Regions from separate parts of the Homo sapiens genome. Here region 2 is linked to region 1. A link is a loop called in an ENCODE intact Hi-C map of the cell type or tissue named here. Cell type or tissue: HCT116. All regions are shown on one strand.

Evidence for each region. Hi-C counts contacts between places; a loop is a spot of excess contacts. Peaks named below come from ENCODE experiments on the same cell type or tissue, not always from the same donor. Only the 100,000 strongest peaks of a DNase experiment are listed, where the experiment ranks them.
Region 2: it touches region 1 in a loop (8-fold over the local background); 34 of 110 quality-filtered maps call a loop at or near these places.

Annotation. Positions count from the first base shown.
Region 1 is chr12:93,392,271-93,400,270 of GRCh38, reverse strand. NUDT4 (nudix hydrolase 4) reads right to left here. Exons shown (of 5, transcript NM_019094.6): 2 at 5,552-5,662; 3 at 4,738-4,782; 4 at 1,416-1,500; 5 at 1-1,094. The coding sequence ends at 892. Among named protein-coding and RNA genes, the nearest start is that of NUDT4, 18 kb to the right of the region's middle. In HCT116, a CTCF peak has its summit at 3,326 (motif pointing right); no DNase peak of the experiment used is centred here.
Region 2 is chr12:92,781,308-92,789,307 of GRCh38, reverse strand. EEA1 (early endosome antigen 1) reads left to right here. Exons shown (of 29, transcript NM_003566.4): 22 at 1,259-1,441; 23 at 7,173-7,358. Among named protein-coding and RNA genes, the nearest start is that of PLEKHG7, 82 kb to the right of the region's middle. In HCT116, a CTCF peak has its summit at 4,029 (motif pointing left); a DNase peak (open chromatin) is centred at 4,027.

The DNA of each region.
Region 1 (8,000 bases):
TCCTGTGGGGGCCACTAAATAACTGAATACATTTTAAGAGCAATCTACACTGAGGGAAATAACGGTTCTAAGGTATTCTGCAAAGAAAGAGTATCGATAATGGGAACTGGCAACTGAGCATGCTAAATCAAATTCCATGAATACAGTTTTCATAAGATGTCTTTACTACATGCATTTTGCTAATATTTCCCTAAAATATTCACCAACTCTACAGAGTTATACTTTGTGTTAAGGTACTATTGAGTTATAAGGGAAATAGCCGTATCAGGTAGCTAGTGACATAATACCAGTTGTGAAAATTCAGACAAAATGAGTCGACAAATCCCCAAAAATGGCAAATTAAGCCCTGTGACAAAATAAGTTATTGGATCATACAGAAATAGCCCAAATCTGGAAATTTTGAATTAAAATTGTAATCCTGTAAAACAAGTTTTGGGGTGAATGGATTTCTTTAATACCAATAATATTTTTAATTCCCACCACAGATGGATTTGCTGAATATGCTAATGCTGTGAATGAGAAAACAATTTTGGGGTAGGTATACCCACAAGTAATCTGATGACAAAATAAACCACAGACTGATGTCAAATGGACAAAAAACTGAAAATATGCTGTGAGAAATAGACAACCAAAATAATATAGGGGGTTGTGGGGTGTGGCACAGTTAAGGCATCTAAACAAAAATTCCACATGGCTTTGGCTTATTAAAATATTTTACACTATTTTTTTAAAAAAAGATTTGAAAGCATCTGAAAAACATGCAAATTGTTTGAAAACCTTGCATGGCAAATTCAGACAGTTTGCAAGCGTCAATCAGATGTTTGACGAGGAAACGAAAGAAGCCTCTCCCCATGAGACTGCACATGGTGGGAGAGGCCTACCCAGTTCTCTCTATCTTACACTAGATGGCAACCCAGAGGTCTGTGCAGCGGTTACAAACAAGGCATTATTATCCGGAAGGGAAGGGACTGTAGAATTTCCATTGGCTGGGGAACAACCCAGCTTTAGCTTTTCCAGATACTCTGCATGTACAGGTTTATGACACTGGAGAACTTTGATAGCATCTTCTACTTTGAACCACTCTCTCTTCCTTCCTAGAGAAAAGAATGACATTGGTTACAAGACAGTCCATTTTAAAAAGTAAGCCATATAAGTAATGTCCACTTACTCCCCGATAAATGACTTAGACAACAATATGTTGGGGAATAATTAAGATGAATATGCATCTCTACATTTGAATTATCTTCCCTGCTCTAAATGAAAAGTGACCAAAAAAAAAAAAATCTAGGATGGAAACTGGACACAGGAATATAAGCAAAGAGTATTCAGATAACAAAAGGGAACTTACCTATATTAACAGAATCTTCCCAATCTTCTGTTAGAACAGAGTATTCAGATAACAAAAGGGAACTTACCAATATTAACAGAATCTTCCCAATCTTCTAATATTTCAGTGACTGTTAGAACATAAACATATGTTCTGTGCTTTCGGTCTTGGTTCTGCTTGAATATAAAAAGAAATGCATTTTAATCTACAGGAGCTAGCCATGGACACATTTTCCAAGGGAAAAAAATTAGTCTGGCATACTGCTGATTAGCATAGCGTATTTCCCAGCACAGGCAAGTATATTCAGTTGTACAGTCCAACACAAAAGTGACTTTATATAAGACAAAACATTTAAAAGTTAAACAGAAGACTAGAACTAGAGCTTCATCATTACTGGTGGTGAAATTGGCTCTCAATACTACTTTTTTTGTAGAAGTCTGGAGATGTTGCCCAGGCTGGTCCACTCCTGCCCTCAAGGGAACCTCCTGCTTTGGCCTTCCCAAAAACTGAGCTTACAGGTATGAGGACCCAGCCTCCAGTACTAAACTTTAAACACTTATTTCTATATATCTGATGTTCTTTTCTTTTTTTTTTTTTTTTTTTTTGAGACAGGGAGTCTCGCTTTGTTGCCCAGGAGTACAGTGGCGTGATCTCAGCTCCCCCACAATCTCTGCCTCCCAGGTTCAAGTGATTCTCCTGCCTCAGCCTCCCGAGTAGCTGGAATTACAGGTGCACGCCACCACGCCTGGCTAATTTTTGTATTTTTAGTACAGACGGGGTTTCACCATGTTGGTCAGGATGGTCTTAAACCCTGACCTCATGATCCACCCACCTCGGCCTCCCAAAGTGCTGGGATTACAGGTGTGAGCCACCTTACCTGGCCTATCTGATGTTATTTTCATAAAGAAAATCTTAAGAGTTGAATGCAATCTTATTAAAATAATAGACCTGCATTCCCATAGTTTTTATCCTATCCCCTCTTCCCTGGGGCTAATCCTGACAACCTTTCAATGACATGGAAAACTGCTTCCTTTAGGACCTTTGTAAGAGCAAACAGCACCAGTTCCTTTAAGCACTCCTCCTGCAGGCCTATCAAGGTGCACATAAAGAATAGCCCATGGCCTGGAGCAGAAGCTCACGTCTGTAATCCCAGTACTTTGGGAGGCCAAGGCGGGCAGATCACTTGAGGTCAGGAGTTCGAGCCCAGCCTGTCCAACATGGTGAAACCCCGTCTCTACTAAAAATACGAAAATATTAGCCGGGCGTGGTTGTATGCCTGTAATTCAGCTACTTGGGAGGCTGAAGTGAAGGATCGCTTGAGCCCAGGAGGCGGACGTGGCGATGAGCCCAGATCATGCCACTGCACTAAAGCCTGGATGACAGAATGATACCCCATCTAAAAAAAAAAAACATAAATTAAATAAAACAGGCAACTGAGCTTGTTTCTGGGTTAAAAATTAAACAAGTTGGCCTTCCTTCATCCTGATTAAAGTTAGCCTTCTTTGCCATAGTCCACGACTTTAGATAATTGTCCTGATTTTGGCCACAAACAACCTGAAAAATCTACTCAAAACAGTGGGTTTTTACAGCTGGGAAGGATTATCTTTTTATATCTGAGAAGGAATAAAAACAACAATAAATTAGAGGCAACTGTCAATTAACACATCATTCATTATTTTTAAGAATCAGTTGTTTTATTTCTATGTCTCACAAATCAGTACATTTATTATGCTATATTCACAAATTCACAAAAATCACTGGGATGAATGGGCAGGGCAATCCAATTTTCCCTTATATTTTCTAAGGGGAAAGGTATTTTTTGATTGACGTGTGCTGTTAAACAGTATTTGTAAAGCACTTAATACTGTTACCTTCCCATATTATTTAAGCTTTATTTATAATGTGAGACATTTTCTTCAAACACCTTGTCAGCATATTGACAAATGTGTTATTTGTAAAAACCTCAGTATGTTTTTCAGTTTAACCAGGAGATGGTGCTATTTAACTGGGTGAAGCAACTGCTGAATTCTGGAAAAGACTGAATTCTACTTGAACGACTTTTCTCTTTGTTTTTTGAGATGGAGTGCCGCTCTGCAACCTCCACCTCCCGGGTTCAAGCCATTCTGCCTCAGCCTCCCAAGTAGCTGGGACTACAGGCGTGCGTCACCATGCCCGGCTAATTTTTGTATTTTTAGTAGAGACAGGGTTTCACCATATTGGCCAAGCTGGTCTTGAATTCCTGACCTAGTGATCCTCCTGCCTTGGCCAACCCAAAGTTCTGGGATTACAGGCATGAGCCACCACGCCCGGCCAACTTTACTCTTAATTACTGTATTCCGGTAAAAGTCATCATCAATTCTACCAAGTGCTACAAAATCGGGATTTTTTCTGAATTCCTAAGGCTTAAAAATAAAATTTATATGGTTCTACTATAAAGGCTGTACTAACCTATAAACAGCACCCTGAAAAAAGGAAAGTGACCATGTTTCTGGTATACTGTGTATCTAGGTCTGAATCTTGGATGAAGATACATCTGGACCTCCTTTCTCCCTGGCTTCCAGAGACTGCCTATCACATTCAAATTCCCTCCCTGAAAATTCTATTCTGCCTTCAGTAATAAGAGAATATATGAAAGAGAATTCTATTCTTTTAGCATCTGTTCTATGTACCTGAGATTTATATCTTCGTACAATCCTTTAAGTCACTAGGTGTATCATATAATATTTGCTAAGGGCAATGGGGACATTTCCAGATAAAACACATGAGACCTAAGCTCTTAGGTCATACTAAAAATATTGTACCTCCTAAAAGATCTATACCCTAAACAGTCTACAGTGGATTAAGATAAACATTTCAGTATCAGCTCCACTGTATTTTCAAACAGAAGTAATCACTACCATAATAATGCTATATAAAAGTGATGGCAGCCGGGCACAGTGGCTCACGCCTGTAATCCCAGCACTTTGGGAGGCCGAGGTGGGCGGATCACTAGGTCAAGAGATGGAGACCATCCTGGCCAACATGGTGAAACCCCATCTCTATTAAAAATACAAAACTTAGCTGGGCGTGGTGGCGCGTGCCTGTAGTCCCAACTACTTGGGAGGACGAGGCAGGAGAATTGCTTGAATCTGGGAGGCAGAGGTTGTAGTAAGCCAAGATTGCACCACTGAACTCCAGCCTGGCGACAGAGCGAGACTCTGTCTTAAAAAAAATTAATTAAAAATAAATAAATAAAAGTGGTGGCATATGAAAAAGTGGCTTTTACTTCCCTCCCTACCTAATCCTGGACTGACTGCCTACTGCTAGTCTGAGAGAAATGTCTGGTTCAGGCTGCTGCCACATTATTTGGTTGGTTAGGAAGAAATCATTAATTCTATTATCAGCAAAGTGAAGATTACTTTTTAACTCACCTCAAATATGCCCAGAAGTCTGCCTAGTTTTCCTTTGACTCCAGCCTATTAAAAAAAGATGAAATATAAAATGTTTACCTTTTTATAACAAAATGTATATAAATACAAGTTACACTCTGGCTATTTACTTAAATCTAATTAAATACAATACCCCTCCCCATACCAACTCACTATCTTCCTGCTTCTGTGAAGTTTTTATTGTCATTTACTTCATCAGCGGCAAGGACTGATCAAAAATTAGTATTTCTGGCTGGGCGCTGTGGCTCATGTCTGTAATCCCAGCACTTTGGGAGGCCGAGGCAGAAGGATCACTTGAGGTCAGGAGTTCGAGACCAGCCTGGCCAACATGGTGAAACCCTGTCCCTACTAAAAATACAAAAATTAAGGCCAGGTGTAGTGGCTCACGCCTGTAATCCCAGCACTTTGGGAGGCTGAGGCTGGCGGATCACCTGAGGTCAGGGGTTTGAGACCAGTCTGGCCAACATGGTGAAACCCTGTCTCTACTAAAAATACAAAAATTAGCCAGACGCGGTGGCACGTGCCTGTAATCCCAGCTACTCGGGAGGCTGAAGCTGGAGAATCACTTGAACCTGGGAGGCGGAGGTGGCAGTGAGCCAAGATCGCTCCACTGTACTCCAGGCCTGGCAACAGAGCGAGACTCCATCTCAAAAAATAAAAAAAAAAATTAAAATTAAAAATAAAGTTGCATCAGGCAAAAAGCACTCCTGGACCCGTCTCGCTGTCTTAGTGTTATGTAGCAAAGGGCCTTGTTTTTAAAACTCCGAAACAGAATTTGTGTGAAAGAACATCTCACCTCCTCATAAACTTCCCTCACGGCAGCACCGCCAGGTTCCTCCTCGGGTTCCATTCCTCCTCCTGGGACAATCCACTGGTCTGGGTACCGGCTGCTACTCACCAGCAGCACCTGTAAGGTGAACCATAACTGTATACTTCCAGCCTGAGAAGCACTTCGTATATAAACAACATTCTCAAACCTCTGCAAGGTTATAACTCTATTCTAGATTAAAATATTTTAAAATTTAATTAAAATTAGGGGGTACGCATTACACCACAAAAATGCAATTGACAACCTTTGTTAAACACCATCTTTCTGAAATCAGAATTAACATTAACATGGTCACACTACCAAATCACCTTATCTAATGAAATAAACTACTGGTGGTAAAACTCTCAAATTATTGGATAATAACAAAGGATAAAAACAGAAACTTGGCTGGGCGCGGTGGCTCACGCCTGTAATCCCAGCACTCTGGGAGGCCGAGGCGGGCGGATCAAGAGGTCAGGAGATCGAGATCATCCTGGCTAACATGGTGAAACCCCAAACCCCGTCTCTACTAAAAAAATTAGCCAGGCATGGTGGCGGGCGCCTATAGTCCCAGCTACTTGGGAGGCTGAAGCAGGAGAATCGCTTGAACCCAGGAGGTGGAGGTTGCAATGAACTGAGATCGTGCCACCATACTCCAGCATGGGTGACAGAGACTCCATCTCAAAAAAACAAAAAACAGAAACTTGGCTTATTAGCCAGAGTTGTATGCACTGAGGTCTATGGTCACATAAGTTTATTTAGTTATGGAATATTCCAAATTTAAGGAAATGACCATAGGTAGGTTACCTTGTTTCCTCACCTAAAAAATAAGAATACTAAGAAGATAACAGATGTGTGAGAAAGAAATAGGGAAATGCACATAAAGACGATTCTTGATACAGAGTGCTTGTTACTGTTATGATTAGGTGGCAAGAAGCATCCTTCACATTTTAAACCTGCATACATAGGCAAAAGTCACTTCATTCTTCTAACAGGCAGCTATCATTTATGATCTAGAACAGGACTGGCAGTCTGCAGCTCACCACCTGTACAGTCTGTGAGCCAGAAGTATTTTTACATTTTAAAATTATGTGAAATTCAAATTTCAGTGTCCACAGATGGAATTATTAGAATCGAGTCACTTACTCATTTTTACATATTGTCTGGTTGTTTTAATGATGCAACAGCAGAGTCAAAGCAGTTGTGACAGAGACTGTGTGGCCCTCAAAACTTAAAATGTTTGTCTGGCCCTTAATTTGGAAGTCTATGGACCCCTTACCAAGAATAGCATTAAGATTGAAATGTGGCCGGGCGTGGTGGCTCACATCTATAATCCCAGCACTTTAGGAGGCCGAGGTGGGCGATCACCTGAGGTCAGGAGTTCCACACCAGCCTGGACAAAACATGGTGAAACCCCGTCTTTACTAAAAATACAAAAATTAGCCAGGTGTGGTGGTGCATGCCTGTAATCCCAGCTAATCGGGAGACTGAGGCATGAGAATCACTTGAACCTGGGAGGCGGAGGTTGCAGTGAGCAGTGAGCAGAGATTGCACCACTGCACTCCAGCCTGGGCAACAGAGCAAGACTCCATCTCGGGGAAAAAAAAAAAAAAAAAAGACTGAAATCTACAAATTGTTACAAAAATACCCTATTACCTTAGACAAGTATCCTAGATTTTATTTAACAGGTAACAGGTATTACATACCCATCTTTTAAATGAATATCTGGCCGGGCGCAGTGGCTCATGCCTGTAATCCTAGCACTTTGGGAGGCTGAGGTGGGCAGATCACCTGAGGTCAGGAGTTCCACACCAGCCTGGACAAAACATGGTGAAACCCCGTCTTTACTAAAAATACAAAAATTAGCCAGGTGTGGTGGTGCATGCCTGTAATCCCAGCTAATCGGGAGACTGAGGCATGAGAATCACTTGAACCTGGGAGGCGGAGGTTGCAGTGAGCAGTGAGCAGAGATTGCACCACTGCACTCCAGCCTGGGCAACAGAGCAAGACTCCATCTCGGGGGAAAAAAAAAAAAAAAAAAGACTGAAATCTACAAATTGTTACAAAAATACCCTATTACCTTAGACAAGTATCCTAGATTTTATTTAACAGGTAACAGGTATTACATACCCATCTTTTAAATGAATATCTGGCCGGGCGCAGTGGCTCATGCCTGTAATCCTAGCACTTTGGGAGGCTGAGGTGGGCAGATCACCTGAGGTCAGGAGTTCAAGACCAGCCTGGCCAACATGGTGAAACCCCATCTCTACTAAAAATACAAAAAATTAGCCGGGCGTGGTGGAAGGCACCTGTAATCCCAGCTACTTAGGAGGCTGTGGCAGGAGAATCACTTGAACCTGGGAGGCGGAGGTTGCAGTGAGCCGAGATCATGCCACTACACTCCAGCCTGGGCAACAGAGCTAGATTCTGTCTCAAA
Region 2 (8,000 bases), 610 kb after region 1:
TTTCTTTCTTTTTTTTTTTTGAGATGGCGTCTCTCTGTTGCCCAGGATGGAGTGCAGTGGTGCGATCTCGGCTCACTGCAACATCCACCTCCTGTGTTCAGGCGATTCTTCTGCCTCAGCCTCCTGAGTAGCTGGGATTACAAGTGTCCACCACCATGCCCAGCTAATTTTTGTATTTTTAGTAGAGGCGGGGTTTCACCATGTTGGTCAGGCTGGTCTCGAACTCCTGACCTCAGGTGATCACCCACCTCAGCCTTCCGAAGTGTTGGGATTACAGGTGTGAGCCACCATGCCCGGCCTAGTTGAGATCTTCTAAAGAGAGAGTGTATGGATTAAAAGAGGGCCAGCAATAGAACTCTGGGGTGTCTCAACATTCACAGAAGTAGCAGAGGAAAAGGAGCTAGTAAAAGATTTTGAGAAGTTATCACCAGTAAGGTAGGAAGAGAACCTAAAATATAAAGTACTTTGGAAACCAGTTGAAGAAAGTGTTTCTAGAAGGAGACATAATCAACTATATCAGGTACAACTTGACAGGTCAAGTAAGACATTGACAAGGATAAGAATATAGGATTTTGGAACATGGCAGTCACTAATGACTTCAACAGCAATTTTATTGAAGGTAGTATATTTTGAAAGTCAAATACCTATTTTTCATACTATGCATATGTATATGTTTTAACTATGTCATAATTTGTGCATATCTCCTGAATCTTCTTGAAGACTAAAGACAAGTTTAGAGTTTAGAGGAGCTTTAAAACTTTGTGAGATTTTCTTTTTCTGCCTTGATATTAATTAAGATGACCTGTAGAAATTTCCTAAGTTATTCTTGAATTTCCAAGAGTAGAAACTATATATTAATACTTCAACAAAGTAATGGCTTCTTACTTTCTTTCATGTACAAGTTTCCCTTAGTTCCACCTTAAATTACGTCAGCTGAGGCATCTAGCACTGCATGCTCCCTCAGAATGTAGTTGTTACTCTTTCTCCCGAGACCTGATAGTACTTCCCAGTGAAATGCCTTTTTAAAAAAAAAAAAAAATTAATTACTTTTGTATTTTATGTTCTTTAAATTGAGACTTGTTAGATTTTGTAATTCTTTGACTTTATAAGTAATTTACCCTATTGAGGTAGAAATTTGGGGCATAAGTACAGTTCATCTTATTGTTTGGAATTTTCTTCTAGTTGTCTGGATTTTACTTTATATTTGTAATTGGTTTTTGGAATGCATACTGTTTTAAATAACTATTGTATGTTTCAGACAGAGCTTGAGAATAAACTACAGCAGCAGTTAACACAGGCAGCCCAGGAACTTGCAGCAGAGAAAGAGAAAATATCAGTATTACAAAACAACTATGAAAAAAGTCAGGAAACTTTCAAACAGCTTCAATCTGATTTCTATGGGAGGGAATCTGAACTTCTAGCCACCAGGCAAGATCTTAAGGTATAGTAAACTATACTGTACCATAAAGTCTCAGTAAGTTTTATAGACATTTATTAAATGATCTATTTGAATCCAAATGGGCAAGGAAATGTTAGTATTTGTGGAATAGTGTGCTGTTTTCTATTAAATTGTTATTTTGTATTAGCATGCTTTAAAAAATTGTTTAAAATGTGGGCATTTTAAAATGACATATTTATAATAGTAAGATAATTTGGATATATCTTAATTGTGACACTGTTAACTTATGTAAGTATTATGCTGTCTTTGTGTGTGAATAACTTTAAAGATAGGCTGCTGTTAAGTTTTAAATGTAAACCACTTGTGAAAAAATGCAAGCAATTTTACCATTGCTTGTCAGGCAATTCTGACATTAGTTATAATATTTGTCAAGTTCCCAATATTACTGGATTGCCTAATGATTAAAATTAGGAGATTATAGCTCAAAATAAACTTACCCTTAATTATATAACAATGTATAGAAATTTTGTCTTTGGTAATGTTATTTGATTAGATAAAGTATCAAGTTTATTAAATTGAAGGATAATGGGAAAAGGGTAAACAATTTTTAGGTCACAGGAAGGTACCAGTTTTCTAAGGAAAATGGAATATTTGTGTTCTCTCACAGAGGATTCAGCCAGTTTTTTTTCTGTCTCTCTTTTTGTTAAGGGGAAATGCTTTATCTGTTTCTTTCCTATGTTTGGGATTTTGTTTATTTAAAGTGCATATTGCAAAATTCTGAGAATGAAAGAATATTAAAATGTTTTATTTAGATAGGGAGCATATATTTTATCCATAGGCTGTTATAAGGAATTATGAAGGAGGTGGGACTTGATTAGGTCCTGAATTTGAATACACAGAGACTCCGGAGAAAGGTCATTTTATTCAGGGGCACATTTGAGAAAAGGTGCCATAGTGAGAATGAATAAAGCAAGCAGACAGTTAACATAATTGCCTTGCTGGCGTACTAGTTTATGTTTGGAATTAAGGTTTAAAAGGTTGGATCTAAATTGTGAAGTATCTTAGATGCCTAGCAAAGATGATTGGATTTTATATTTGAGGGGAAAAAGTGAAAAGTCTAAATAGAGGAGTAAAATGAAGAAAATAGTACTTTAGAAAACAACCTGGTAGTGGTTTGCAGACAGCTTGGATTGGACCTGGGATAGACTAGTGGTGGAGAGATGAGTTAAGAGGTTACTAACTTCCTTTCTCCATAAATTCTAATAGTCGAGGTATGAGTTGATTAGAACTGGGATGAACATTAAAGAGGATGAAATAGAGATTAATGGGAGAGAGAGAAGAAACAAAAGGACTGAACCCATACCTGGCTGCAAGGATTTGACAGAGATAGGAAATTGGGTGAAAGAATTTTCATAGTGCCAGTAGAATATCTATGTATCTATCTATGTATCTATCTGTTTATCTGGAGGTAAAAATTAGCAATAGTTGTTATTAAGAAAAAATACCACACAAGATTTAGGTAGTGTTAAATTATTATTATTTGACCTTACAACACTATTGAAAGTATTGAAAGTCAAGGAAGCTTTGTGGAGGAGTTTGGGCTTAGCCTAAGAACAGTGAGGAACCACTAAAGGGAGTTACTTACATTTGTATTTTAGGCAAATGACTCACTGCAGATTGAGGAATGAGAAACAGGGCTGAATCTGAAGACCAGAAGACTTTGCAGTAGTCTAAGTGCAAGACGATGGTGGTGTGGGCTGGTAATAGCAAGGATGGAGAAAAGTGGATGAATTTGAAGGATATTTAAATGATAGAAGAGATGAAACTTAATGTTTGATTGGAAAAGTCTTATAGAAATCACACTCTTTCCATATGGATGTCATTTACCCAAAGCATAAGCTAGTAACAGGAACCAACATTAAATTAATCAATGTTAATTGATTTGATTGATATTCTTTCATTAAGCCAGCGATTTTTATTATGCTTGAAAGCTATGTTGTGTACTAATAATTTCATACATGAAAGAATAACTCAAATGTAAATATGGGCAAAAAGAGAAAGCTGAGGGACAAGGCTGCCATAGAGTTTTACAACTGTTAAGGGACCTTGGATAGATCCTCTATTCCAAAGCTTGCTTTTGCCAAAGAGAGCAGGCCCAGTGCTTCCTTTTGCAGAGAAGACAGGCCTACTGCTGTACAATAACAGAACCATGGTTAAATCTTAGTTCTGATTCAAAGTCTGCCATTCTTTCATCATTTCACTATAATTTTTTAACAAAATAAAAGATTGGTAAATTTTATATAAAATGCTTTTAAAATGAGAAGTGTATGAACTACTTAAGAAGCTAATTAAAAAAAATAGTCAATTCCTAGGGAAGTTCAGATGATATTTATAGACTAGGATAAGAGATGGCTATCAGTTATTATTTTTCTTTTGCTTCAATGATGTTGGATGGTCTTGTGTATAAGAGAGAGAAGAGGAGAGATTCAGAGCCTTGTAACATGATACCTAACTACTTCAAGGCTATCTACCATGGGTTGACAGTGTAGAGCATGGGCTAACAGTGTATATACCTAGACACCAGTAGAATGGAAGGTAGCCTGGCCTGATCTATGCCTTTAGCCCCATCTGCTGGATTATTTATGAAGTACTTAAGTTTGTTGACTGGATATTTCAGATTGGCTATGCTGTACACCACTCTTTGTTGTCCAGGAAAGGTAGAGGTAGAATTTAACTGTAAAATTTACACCCTGAGTGAAGTGAAAATTCTAGGATAATAGATTTAGAATTAAATATAAATCTTCTTAGCCTAGTACTCTATATCATTTCATCAGAAATCAAGAAAAAACAACTAAAAATATGAAGTTTTTTTTTTTTTTTTAAGAAAGTATGGGAAAACTTGCTGAATAGACAAAAACAACAGCTACCATGGAACACTGCAGAAATCATTTGTTTACTGGGGTGCTATAATGTGATTGGCATAATCAGGGTCAAGGTTGGTATTTGATCCATTTAGGGATTTGCCTATTTCAAGGGGAGTAGATGGGTTAGAGATAGTCCCAACAAAACCATGGAATGGGAGAGAGGGTTCTCCGAGGGAAGAGATGCTGAGCAGAGGAAATAATATGCAATATTATTATAATCTGCAATAAGAAAGATGAAAAGAACATTTAAAATGCATGGCAGTATAAATGTTCATCTATGTCATTGAATGATGTAGATGAAAGTTCAGAGGCAGGGGAAAACATGTCTTGGCATGTTCAGAAAGGATTTCATGGAGCAGTCCAAATTTTGAGCTTGACTTTAAAAAATCAGTCACTGGGTTTTGTGAGTTTAACATTTTATAGGCTGTTATTTAAACCATGGGCTTTTTGGAAATCTTGTGGTTAGAGGTTAGGGTTGCTTTCCAGGCTCTAGCAAGCGTTGGTATTTTTAAACATTAGATCAGGATCTCTATTAACTAATTATAGTTGCTGTAGACTGTTTGAACTGGACTTTGTCAACTTTTCTCCTTTTTTATGTGAAATCACTCTCACCCTTTGTGACATATAGGTCAGTTCCCACATGTGGTATAGAGCCTTCTGTAAACCCCACTCCACAGCATCTCACACTCACTGTTTTTCTGTGCATTTGGCACATAGCGTATACTCTCCTGCCCTGTGTAGCTTCCATTTTACATGGCTGTTCTGCTTTTTGGGCGATGTACTCAACTCCCTTAAGTCAAAGACCAGCTTGTACCCTCCTGTTCTGTCTTAGCAGTGTTCTCAATTAATGGTTAGGTGCTGGATTAGTGAAGAACTAGCTGATGTTAATTCTTCCCTGAAAAAAGCCTCAAGGGGTTTAGTGTTCTACTGGCAGTCATTGAAAATTAAGATTTAATTTATATCAGAAAGACGTAACTGGGTTACTGGTAAGAAGTAAACTTTCAGGAAGCTTAAGAATCCTCATAAATAAGATCTTTATTTATTTATTTCATCTTTCTTTTTTTTTTTACTGAGTACTTGCTGTATACAAGCCTACTCAGCAAGGATCCTTTGCTAAATTACGTTTTCTGCCTCCTTTTCAAAGGAGCTGTATCTCCAGAATAAGAAAGATCAGCTTTTTCCAGATCTGATGGAAGAGATCAGTTGGATCTCTTACCCTGCTGATTCTTCGCAGTAGCAGCTGAGAGTGGCAAGGTTCCTACCATACCCATTATCTACCTGTTACCATATTTATCCCCAACTGAAGTGTCATGAGTGAAAAAGCTTCCCCTTTCCCCAACTTCTTCTTCTCAAAATACTTGGGCTTTAAAACAGTCAACAACTATGGACTATGTTAAATGACAATCACTACTTCTACGATATAGATGAGAAGAGGACAGTGTGCTTTCTCAGGATAGAGCCTCATTCTATGTTTGGCTGAATTTTCTCTTTTTGTTCACTTGATCAGGTTGTCAGCTGTGAAGTTGTTATTATTTTTATTCCATGACAAAATAATCCTTCCTATTTGTTTCAGGAAAAACTCTCTCAAATTGTGTTTTTCCCCTACTCTCACACCACAACAATCATCAACACAGAAGACTTCTGTGACCAAACATATGGGGATTTTCCCACACACACCAAGAAGCAGACACCAACTGTGTGTCTTCCAATTTAATTCTGACAGTATCTCCCTAGAGATAGTATCAAATCCCACAGATTGGGGGCTCAATCCCCAAGACTGCTCCCTACAACTCCAAACACCAATCATTAATCCAGGCTTCCAGAACTTCTGACCAACTAGCTAGTTTCAAGTTGGGGTTTTCATGACACCCTCTTTGGGTTCAGTTAGTTTGCTGAACAGCTCACAGAACTCAGGGAAAACTTACTTACATTTACTGATTTATTATAAAGGATATTACAGAGAATACAGATGAAGAGATGTGTTGGGTGATATGGGGGAAGGGGCACAGAGCTTCCGTGCCCTCCCCGGGCATGCCACCCTCCAGGCTCCGTATGTTCAGCTATCTAGAAGTTCCCCAAACCCAGTTCTCTTGGATTTTTATGGAAGCATTCTTTCACCCAGGGTATGAGGCAGGACCCTTTCAGGGAAGAGTCTTAAGACTCACAATCAGAAAATGGGGTGGGGAAGAAGATTAGAGGCCTGCCTAGGGACCAGTGGAAGAAGGGCAGGAGACGAGATTCTGTTTCCTGAGGCCTAACATACCCAACATTGTAACAAAAAACTGTAACAAAGGATGTGGGAGTTGTGATTCAGGAACCCTGGACAAAAACCACTATATCATAACACCATACTATTTATTAATATTTTTAGCATGTCAAGGGACATCATAGAACCTACCAAATGTATATGTATGCATAATGAAGCATTTAATTATATCTCTTTTAAGATTGTTTTCTTTCACACTGCCTTATGACTTTAACCATATATATGTTCTCTGAGTGTATCTGATATGGTCCCTACTTATTTGGTATTCTTTCATATCAACTAGCCAATATTGAAGATGTGATCAACATTCAGCAAATACTTTAAATATTTATTTAGTAAATAGATTATTTTTGGAGGCTTTGGAATTGCTTCCATTTTACTAAATATTTTATATTATAAATGTTTTCTATAAGCAAGAGAGTTAATATTTTAGAATTCTTTCTCTTTTACCTGTCTTACTGAAGGGTATAATATGCTATCTTTTTATAGTTTATTGCTTTCTACAATGTTTATATTAACTATGTTTCTGTTGAATTTACTAAAAACATGGCATATAATAATTTGGGAAAATTGTTTTTGTAAGTCTGTAGAAGAGAAGCTTTCTCTAGCACAGGAGGACTTGATTTCAAACAGAAATCAAATTGGAAATCAAAATAAATTGATTCAAGAACTGAAGACTGCCAAGGCTACATTGGAGCAGGATTCAGCAAAGAAAGAACAGCAATTGCAGGAGCGATGTAAAGCACTACAAGACATTCAGAAAGAAAAGGTATTGCATGTTTCTGACCTAAATCTACAATCTTAGAGTTACAGTTGTCTTAGAGATCATCCAGTCAAACCTCTTATTTAGTACAGGCATCATCCTTATTTTCAACAGCTCTCTCAGAGGGACCTCTAGTTTCTGACACTTTTGATCATTGGGATTTTAATGCTAGGAAGTACTTCTTAATGGCCTCCTTGTTATTTCTACCCTTTTTTCTTACTGCTCTTTAGTTTTACAAACAAGTCAATTTTTCACACCATAGACCCTTGGTTATTGCAGAAAAGATAATATAGTTCCTCAACTATTTCTCATATAACGTATTATCCTTTAGATGTGTGAATGAGATAATAAAAGATCTAGAAATAATTCTTAAACATGTTAAGAATTCTTAAAATTAAGAACCAGATTGTCTAAGGAGTTTATTAAGTTTCAAAGTTGAAAGCATTGGTTTACTAATATATGACCAGTACATTTTAAAAATCACTTTAAATTCTGTATGAAAGAAAAATTCAGATCCTAGGAAAGAGTTTATTTTTTGTTTTATAGTTGAAATCATATATTCCTGTTAGCTGACAGGATATTACTCTGCAGTGTATATTCCCTGAAATTCTTGGTAAATTCTAAATGGTTCAGTTCCTGAAATTTAAT